Linked DNA regions of Homo sapiens: region 1 is linked to region 2. Evidence: chromatin contacts called from ENCODE Hi-C or POLR2A ChIA-PET data. All regions are on one chromosome and are shown on one strand. Each heading gives the region's core, a stretch centred on a gene start or an enhancer-like site at or near the end of the contact. The rest is flanking DNA. Distances are from core to core; before and after follow the strand shown.

Region 1 (4,886 bases), core at 1,662-4,161, 3.0 Mb before region 2:
CCTCAAATTTTTTTGCCTAGAGGAGTTACACAACTAGTTTGTATAATAATTTAGTTATACTAGGCCCTCAAGTCTAATTTGAAACAAAATACTTGGCAAAGCAAAATATAACCTAAGAAATAATTCTGATTTTCTGCTAATAACAGACTTGGTTTAGTAGTCAAAAAACCTGGACACAAGTCTCACTGCCAAGGTGCTGAGTGACTGTATAAATCACATGATTTCTAATTCCAGTTCTCTCAATCTACAAAATTAGAACAAGGATGACTAGCTCATATTAAGTATCCTCTAAACCATTTTAAAAATGCAAAATGCTGTTTTAACTGATGGTACTTTCAATTGTATCTTTTTTTTTTTTTTTTTTGAGACAGAGTCTCATTCTGTCACCCAGACTGGAGTGCAGTGGCACAGTCTCGGCTCACTGCAACCTACACCTCCCAGGTTCAAGTGGTTTTCCTGCCTCAGCCTCCTGAGTAGCTGGGACTACAGGTGCGTGCCACCACACCTGGCTAATTTTTGTATTTTTAATAGAGATGGGGTTTTACTGTTGTCCAGGCTGGTCTTGAACTCCTGACCTCAGGTGATCCACCCACCTTGGCCTTCCAAAGTGCTGGGATTACAGGCATGAGCCACCGCACCTGGCCTAATTGTATCTTTTGAAGCAATGACTCCTTCGGATCTCCAGGATCCTCCTGATCTTTATGCTTCAGATTGGGATTTATCCTTCAGGAAGCTTTCTCTGAACACCTCTAATTAGACGGGGAGGGGTACTTTGTCTGTGTCACACCTATCCCCCCAACTCGTGTTGTTTCATAGCACTTATCACACTGTGCATTGTCTGTGGGTTCCTGGATGCAGGGACGCCTCTAATCCATTTTAGCAGTCCATTGGTGTCTGTCTATCTCTTCCAGATAGAAGAAGGCATCAAACACAGTTCACTGATGACAATTTATTATAATCTGTTAGTAGCACACAGACAAATATTAGTTAAACCAGAACCATGTCTACACAGAAGTGGGCAATGACATGTGCCATTCTATGGCACACGGTGTGCACTTAATCATCATGTTTTAGCATTTTGATCTTCTGCTTATGGCGCTCAATTTCTTTCTGCAGACGCTCAATCTCCTTCTTATGATGAACGATTTCTTCTTCATGGTGTTTTTTCAAAGCTGCCAGTTGTTCTCTACTCTGTGCTCTACAAGGACACGGTGGCTCAGGGTTTAATTTCAATCCTTCACCCCAAAGAGATCTCAAAGCATAACCTGTAATGTCTAAGCAAGGAATAGGAGTTCCAATTCCATGGGAGTCTAGCTGGTCATCCTCTTCTACTCCTCAACTAGTGAAAGAATACCCCATCTTAAATTGAGGTGTAGCCATCTTAAGAAGACCAAAGAGCTTATTGCTTTCAGATTCCTCTTTAAAATAGAAAACTCCAGAGAGATGTGACACAAGTCCCTAATACCTTATGAGGGGAACAACCCAGGGAACTTGACTCCCCTTTAGGGAAAAAAAAAGGAACAAAATGAGGAAGACAGACAAAGGGGTGTAGCTAAAAGGCAAATATCCATTTCCTATTCCAATCTGTCTAGAGCTTTCTTTGCCTATAGAAATGAATGGCCCACTGTAAGGCCAATAAAGGGTCTCTTGCATGCGCAGTACTTGGCAGTTCAATTTAGGTTCCAAGAAGGGACTGGATTACAATGTTGGTTTGGTCACATTTAGGCCTCAGTTTTCCTTAACTACAAAATGTAGGGGCTCAATTAGATAGTCTCTAACGGCTGTACCTTGGCTCTCTATACGGTATGGCAGGTGTCATGGTGATAATTCTCAACAGAAGGCAGAAGTGAAAGGCCAAAGGACAAGCAAAAGCAAGATTAATTCCTCACTGCTCTCCAGAGTGGACAGAAGTCAGTTAAAGATAACTCAAGGCTGGCAAAGGGAGGCCCAGCCCACTCCATACTCCTAAGCAGGAGAGGGAAATCTACAGGTCTAGGTTGGGCTGAGTAGGGCAAAAGCCTTTAGAAGATGGTGTCCAACCATAAGTAGCTCCCATGACCAGCTCCCATCATCCTCACTCTTGCGGAGTCGGGGGTCTAGAAACACCTGAGAAGCCTGAATGCATGCAGGCTTGCAAAGCTAAGGCGTGCTGGCGAGGAAGGAGAGCGTAGAGGGGGTGACAGGTGGGTAAGGGCCGAGGGAGTCAGGCTGGGAGGCAAACGTTGGGCGGTCGGATCTAGACACTGTGCGAAGAATCTGGGGGTGTTTCGCACGACCTGAGGAGAACTCCACGCGGGAGATGGTAATGATAAAGGAGGAGTTGAGCCGTGGGTTGTTTTGGAGACCCGCCGGTGGAAACGGTTTGGGGGCCTGAAACTGTTGTGCAGGTAACTGGGAGTGCCCTATACGTGGCAACGGTCGGGACATCAAGGGTTAGGGTATACTGGATTGGGGCCCGGGAGTTCTGTTGGGGGATGGGGCGCCCAAGGCACCAGGTAGGAACGGGTGGGGCGATTGGCAGTTTAAGGATTGGAAGGCCATTGGGAGATCCAGGGCTGGACTTGGGACCCGGTGAGCCTCACCGGAAATATCGTTCCTCTTCAGCCTGCTCTCTCTTTCCGAAGGCCCCACCGGCTTCCCGGATGGAGCCCGCGCCCCGGTCGACATTCTCGGACTGCAGAGAGACAGGGACACTGGTAAAGGTACGGAAGCAAAGATGGGATCCGCCCGCGGGGCTGGAGCAGCGGACACTGCCGCAGCGTACCTGATCCGAGCCGAAGCCTCGGGCTTGCATGGTCCTCACGCCCCACACGCCAAGCCACGTCCGCGCCGCCAACGCCGTCACTGCCATTGCTGCTGGAGCTGCACCTCTGGCGTCTCTGCCGCAGCAAGCAGTCTCTCGTTACGCGCTAATGGCAGGGACGGCCAAGCACCCAATCTGGTCGACGGAGGGGCGGATGAACACAGGAGTAGCGAATCACGGGAGAGCGGAGGCGGGCTTCCCGGAGCTCACAGCGAATCCCGAGCAAGAGACGGGTTTCTTCTTAGCCAACCGCTAGCAAGGGCTTAGGGCCAAAGGACTGGAAAGAGGAATGATGGAGGAGTTTAGAGAGCTGAGTGAGGAGAGTGCCAGAAGCCGAAATTTCGGCTCTTGGACCCATCAGAATGAGGCGTGGCGTCCACCTCCAGCCCACGATTTCAATTCTAAAGTCGTTATTATTCAAAGCCCAAAGGAAGTTTTCCCTTCCCTGGCCTGCTAGCATCAATAAAATGGGGGAATTCGGGGTTTGGGAGCTGTGTCCAGGATGCTGATGTCCAGGATACCGACGTCCAATGTGCCCTGGCTTAGATATACATAAATCGCGTTCATTTGTTATGAGAAGTGTCAGTGTTCTGGCTGGGCGCGGTGGCTCACGCCTGTAATCCCAACACTTTGGGAGGCCGAAGTGGGTGGATCACCTGAGGTCCGGAGTTCGAGACCAGCCTGGCCAACATGGGGAAACCCCGTCTCTACTAAAAATACAAAAATCAGCCGGGTGCGGTGGCACGCGACTGTAATCGCAGCTACTCAGGAGGCTGAGACAGGAGAATTGGCTTGAACCCGGGAGGCGGAGGTTGCAGTGAGCCGAGATTGCGCAACTGCACTCCAGCCTGGTGACAAAGCGAGACTCCGTCTCAAAACAAAAAAAAAAAAAAGAAAACCCAAATTATAACTTGACCACCTCAGGCACAGTTTCCTAGGACCTCTTGAGGCTGTGTTTCCCCAAGCTATGGTCACTCATCTTGGCTCAGAATAAACCTTTTAAAAATATTTTAGTTTGTTTTTTTCGTTAGCAACATATTGTTGAATGGGCTTAATAACTGCACTTTTGGCAATGTGGTGCAATGCAGTAGAAAAGAGCAGGCCAGGCGCGGTGGCTCACACCTGTAATCCCAGCACTTTGGGAGGCCGAGGCGGGCAGATCACCTGAGGTTGGGAATTCGAGACCAGCTTGACCAACATGGAGAAACCCCATCTCTACTAAAAAAAAAATATGAAAAATTAGCTGGGCATGGTGGCGCATATCTGTAATCCCAGCTACTCGGGAGGCTGAGGCAGGAGAATCGCTTGAACCTGAGAGGCAGGGGGTGCAGTGAGCTGAGATCACGCCATTGCACTCCAGCCTGGTCAACAAGAGAGAAACTGTCTCAAAAATAAATAAATAAAAATAAAAAATAAATTAGCTAGGCGTGGTGGCACATGCCTGTAATCCCAGCTACTTGGGAGGCTGAGGCAGGAGAATGCTTGAACCCGGGAGGCTGAGGTTGCGGTGAGCTGAGATCACGCCATTGCACTGCGGCCTGGGTAACAAGAGCGAAACTCTGTCTCAAAAAAAAAAAAAAAAAAAAAAAAAAAGGATAAGTAGGAGTCTAGGGAAAGCTTGACCTTAACCTCCCTTCATCCATCTAATGAATGTGAACAAGACAACAGTAGTCTTTACTCTCATGAAGTTTATAGCTCTTCTCTAACTCATTTTCTCTTCTCTGTTTCTTCTTTTTTAGATGAGAGAATTGGGCCAGATTATCTACCTGATTGATGATTATAAAAATACCTTCTTTGGGGCTGGGCGTGGTGTCTCACACCTGTAATCCCAGCACTTCGGGAGGCCGAGGCGCATGGATCATGAGGTCAGGAGTTCGAGATCAGCCTGACTAACTCCGTCTCTACTAAAAATACAAAAATCAGCCGGGCGTGGTGACATGCGCCTGTAATCTCAGCTACTCAGGAGGTTGAGGCAGGAGAATTGCTTGAACCTGGGAGGCGGCGGTTGCAGTGAGCCAAGATCATGCCACTGCACTCCAGCCTGGGCAACAGAGCAAGCCTCTGCCTCAAAAAAACAAAACAA
Region 2 (4,857 bases), core at 404-2,903:
ATCAACAGACAAAAATAAAACTTATGCAATTGGAGAGAATTAAAATAGTGTCAAATGACAGTACTAAAAGTGAGACAGGGTAGTCAGGGAAGACCTGCTTCTATTTTTAAAAATTTATTTTTATGGCCAGGCACAGTGGCTCATGCCTGTAATCCCGGCACTTTGGGAGGCTGAGGTGGGCAGATCATGAGGTCAGGAGTTCGAGACCAGCCTGGCCAACATGGTGAAACCCTATCTCTACTAAAAATACAAAAATTAGCTGGGCATGGTGGCAGGCACCCGTAATCCCAGCTACTCGGGAAGCTGAGGCAGGAGAATCGTCTGAACCCGGGAGCCGGACGTTGCAGTAAGCCGAGATCGGTGCCACTGCACTCCAGCCTGGGTGATAGTGCAAGACTCTGTCTCAAAACAAAAAAACAAAAAAAAATTACTTTTATTTTTTAATTTAGAGACTGATTCTTACTTTGTTGTCCAGGCTGGTCTTGAACTCCTGGGCTCAAGCAATCCTCCCGCCTCCGCCCCGCAATGTGCTGGGATTGCAGCCATGAACCACCACACCAGGCCAAGGGCAAGACCTGCTTCTTGGAGAAAGTGACAACACCTTAAGCTCTAAATGGAAAGAACTTTCCACTCATGGGAATGAATGGCACTGCAGGTTTTTCCTGCTTACTGCAGACAAAACCAATTCACTGAAAAGTGCTACTGCAGTATACAGTTGTATTAACCTGAGGCTGGCCTCAGGGAAGAAGGGTTACCACTCAAGTAAGTTTTCCTGAAGGGTCAGCTCAGAGGTTAGGGTATTTCATAGTTTGGTGTGGGCAGGGCACTAGGGAATGGATGCTGCTGATTGGTTGGAGATGCAATCACAGGGGTGTGGACTACACTCCTCAACAGCTGAGTCCGCCTCTTGGGGGAGGAGTGGGACAGAAGAAGCGGTTGGGTCATGGGTCACGAGTCTGGGTGGGGTCAGTTAGTTGCCAGAATGCGAAAGTCTGAAAAATGCCTCAAAAGACCAATCTTAGGTGCTACGATAACGTTATCTACAGGAATAATTGGGGAAGTTACACATCCGATGTCCTCCGAAACAATGGCTGGTTATCGTTTACTACATTTTAGCAGAATTCTCCCCTCATAATCCTAACCTCCCGGTCTTTCATTAGTTTTATAAAGGCAGTTTCAGCCCCCAAACAAGGAGGGGCCCTGTTTAAGGAAGGGACTATGATCATCCTTGCTTAAAAGTTAAACTATAAATTCTCCCATGGTTAGCTTGGTTTATGCCCAGGAATGAGCGAAGACAGCCGGCCTGCGAGGCTAGAAGCAAGATGGAGTGAGCCATGTTAGATTTCTCTCACTGTCTTTGCAAAGGCGGTTTCCAGGAACAGCGTGCAGAATAGGGGGCTATCAGGCTCCTTTTGGTCATTTCTTCCTAGCCGTCCGATTCTGAGCTCTTCCCAACCCTTTTCTTGGCGACTTACCTCCCGCTGTCCTGGCCCACGCTACTTTTCGCGGCTGCGCAAGACCCTACGCAATCCAAAATATTTCATAGCTAAAAGGGTCCCAACTTCCGGAGACCTCCCGGAAGGGGCGGGGCTTATGGTAGCCCATTCGTACGTATCGGCCCGTTTGTCTGAAGGTTGACGGAAGTGCTCTATCTTGTTGCCGGAAGTGGGAAGAGAGAAAGGTTGTGATGGCGGCTATAGCTGCATCCGAGGTGAGTTCCACCCACCGTACACCGGGGGTTTTGTTGGTGAGGGTTCCGGGGAGCGGCCTGGAGAGAGGTGGAGGCGAAGTCTAGTTTCGCTTCAGGGAGGCTCAGACACTGTGGGGTCAAGTCGGCGGTGGAGGCCCTAGGCCCAGCCTGTGGGGACCGGCGGGGACTCGGCCTGGGCAGTCCTGGGAGAAGCTGAGCCGGCTCTGCCTGAAGCCAGTTCTCCTTGTCGCAGGTGCTGGTGGACAGCGCGGAGGAGGGGTCCCTCGCTGCGGCGGCGGAGCTGGCCGCTCAGAAGCGCGAACAGAGACTGCGCAAATTCCGGGAGCTGCACCTGATGCGGGTGAGTAGTCTTGGAGGCCGGCTTAGATCCGTCATCTGGCCAAGCCTGTGCGCTTTTGTAGAGGGGACGAGGAAGCCACACCACTGCGTCTGACAGACCAACAGAGCAGGATCATCTGAGAGGAAAGCTCTGTTCGGTGGTACTCAACCCTGGCAGCACATTGGGATCATTCTGAGAACATTTGAAAATATAACTGTTCACTCCAGCCCCTCTCCCACCCACATCCAATTTAATGTATCTGGGTTAGGTTTGGGAGTCTCCATTACTAACAACCTCCCTGCTCCGTGATTCCAACAAATTCTTCATTTTACCTAGGGAAATATGTAGAGCTAGAGACAGGAAGAAACTTGTCTAGTGTCAGTAAGAGACCTGGTTCACTTTAAAAAATAATAATCTTCTGTCAGAATCTGTTTGAGTGAAAAGAAAATAATCATCTGTTTTTGGGACTTCTGGGGGAAAAGAATAAAAAGAAAATAAAAAAAATGGCAAACTTTTGAAAGTCTACAGTGTGGTAGTTCAGCCAGTTGATAGGGAATCTGATGTTTAAGTGCCCTGGAGGTGCAGAGGAGGAGAGAGGAATGCAGTTTGTGGGTCTCCAGGGGGTGCCTCATGTAGTAGGTGACACCTAAACTACTGTTTGAAAGCCAGACAACTAAAGGAGTTAGAGAAAGAGATATCCAAGCAAAGGGAACAAATTCAAAGAAAGAGAATTTGTATTAGGGATAAGAGTCCAGCAAATAGCTTGCTGCAGTTGGAGCAGAGAAAGAGAAAAGCAGCCCCTGTTTCACCATGGAGTGACCTGACAGCTAGGCCATGGTTTCACAAAATCCCAAAATCACTCTGACTGTTGTAGTGAGACAAAACAAAGAAGACTTTTCAAATTACAAGAATGACCACATATTTCTTTCTTCTGACTAACACCAGTGACTGTTATTAACAAATACAGCATTAGTCTCACTCCGTTACTTCTGCCTCCTATATAAAAATGTAAGATACTGGGCCGGGTGCGGTGGCTCACGCCTGTAATCCCAGCACTTTGGGAGGCCGAGGAGGGCGGATCACAAGGTCAGGAGATCAAGACCATCCTGGCTAACACGGTGAAACCCCGTCTCTACTAAAAATAGAAAAAATTAGCCGGGCGTGCTGGCGGGCTACACGGGAGGCTGAGGCAGGAGAATGGCATGAGCCCGAGAGTCGGAGCTTACAGTGAGTCGAGATCACACCACTGCACTCCAGCCTGGGCGACAGAGCGAGACTCCATCTCAAAAAAAAAAAAAAAAAAAATCTAAGATACCTAATTGTAGAAAGCCCCTGCTTTCTGACAGTACCCAATCCACATCCTTAACCCTCCCCTCAGTCACCTGATACAAACCCAAATCCTGGAACAAGCCCTTCCTAACACCCTGTCACTCAAATGCCCACGGTTCCCCGTGGTTTGCTCTCTTCTGTGCAACAGACTCAACTTTGTTGACCGTAGGTATGTTCTTGGCGTCTTTAATTGCAGGGCTTTTCCAGGGCCAAGAATATACTAGGGATGGTAGTTGGGAGGAGTATCTCTCTTTGCCGAGGGAAAGTTAATCTAATAAACAATTAAAAAGACATGCTTAAATATTTAGAGTGATTGTGTAAGGAACACATGTCTGGAAATTAGGAGGCGGGGCTTCCTGGACAAACTGCCACCAGCTTATGACCTAAGGAATGTCTAACTCAAGTTTTCCTTAAGACGATACACTCATTTTGCTTTATGCAATTAAGTTTATTTAAAAATAGACTCTTCTCCCTGCTACCCCAGCTCCAAAAAAAAAAAAAGACTCTTCAATGATACTTCAAATGGAAAATTCCTTTCATTTTTCATTTGTCAATGCAAACTGTGAAAATATTTAAAAGGAGGGGAACTTGGAAAGCATTAGAGGCATTAAGATAGGTTTTAAATCCTCTAACCCAAATTGAGGCTTTTTTCTTGAATTAGGATTAAAAGATAATTGAGGCCTGGTGTGGTGGCACATGCCTGTAATCCCAGCACTTTGGGAGGTCCAGGCGGGCAGATCACTTGAGGCCAGGAGTTTGAGACCAGCCTGGCCAAACTGCAAAACCACGTTTCTACCAAAAATACAAAAAAATAAGCCAGGCATTGTGGCACACGCTTGTAACCCCAGCTACTCGGGAGGCTGAGGCATGAGAATTGTTTGAACCCCAGAGGCGAAAGTTGAAATGAGCTGAGATGGCTCCACTGTACTCCAGCTTGGGTGACAGAGTGAGACTCTGTCTCAAAAAAAAAAAAGAAAGAGTGTCTTTCACATCATGTGACGTAATTTTTTTTTTTTTTTTTGAGATGGAGTCTCGCTCTGTCACCCAGGCTGTAGTGCAGTAGTGCAATCTCAGCTGACTGCAACCTCTGCCTCCTGGGTTCAAGTGAATCTCCTGCCTCAGCCTCCCGAGTAGCTAGGATTACAGGTGTGCACCACCATGCCTCGCTAATTTTTGTATTTTTAGTAGAGACGGGGTTTCACCATGTTGGCCAGCCTGGTCTTGAACTTCTGACCTCAGGTGATCCACCTGCCTCAGCCTCCCAAAGTGCTAGGATTACAAGCGTGATCCACTGCACCTGGCCAATTTAATAGTAATGCCAAATAAAGTCTACTTAAGTGCCACTATAGTATGGTCTCCAATACTGCAAAACCTTGTTCTGATCCAATAAAAAGGGACCACACAACTCAATAGAGGCAAAGCTGATTTTAACCTCCAGGGCTCTGGAACAGCAAACCAGTGCAACTCAACACATTTTTCTTGACTGCATAAAAACGTA

The links. A loop is a pair of places that touch in the nucleus more often than their neighbours do. ChIA-PET counts read pairs that join two places held with the same protein, here RNA polymerase II (POLR2A). Pooled maps may share reads with other maps.
Region 1: a loop to region 2 is called in a pooled map, with 2.2 times the contacts of the local background. The contact joins the promoter of ATP5IF1 here to the promoter of SYF2 in region 2. A Hi-C loop is called at or near these places in 1 of 168 maps with a recorded cell type or tissue (gastrocnemius medialis) and 10 of 50 pooled maps. POLR2A ChIA-PET finds 5 or more read pairs at or near these places in 1 of 52 experiments (activated T-cell).

The regions. Positions count from the first base shown.
Region 1 is chr1:28,234,149-28,239,034 of GRCh38, reverse strand. ATP5IF1 (ATP synthase inhibitory factor subunit 1) reads right to left here and starts at 2,911. Exons shown (of 3, transcript NM_016311.5): 1 at 2,765-2,911; 2 at 2,583-2,674; 3 at 935-1,198. The coding sequence starts at 2,851. The coding sequence ends at 1,057. RefSeq lists enhancers at 2,653-2,712, 3,506-4,012 and a silencer at 3,449-3,673.
Region 2 is chr1:25,229,298-25,234,154 of GRCh38, reverse strand. It overlaps SYF2 (SYF2 pre-mRNA splicing factor), which reads left to right and starts at 1,653. Exons shown (of 7, transcript NM_015484.5): 1 at 1,653-1,711; 2 at 1,944-2,051. The coding sequence starts at 1,688. It overlaps LOC124903881 (a long non-coding RNA gene), which reads right to left and starts at 1,566. Exons shown (of 2, transcript XR_007065555.1): 1 at 1,476-1,566. RefSeq lists enhancers at 1,196-1,445, 630-1,543, 1,686-1,835.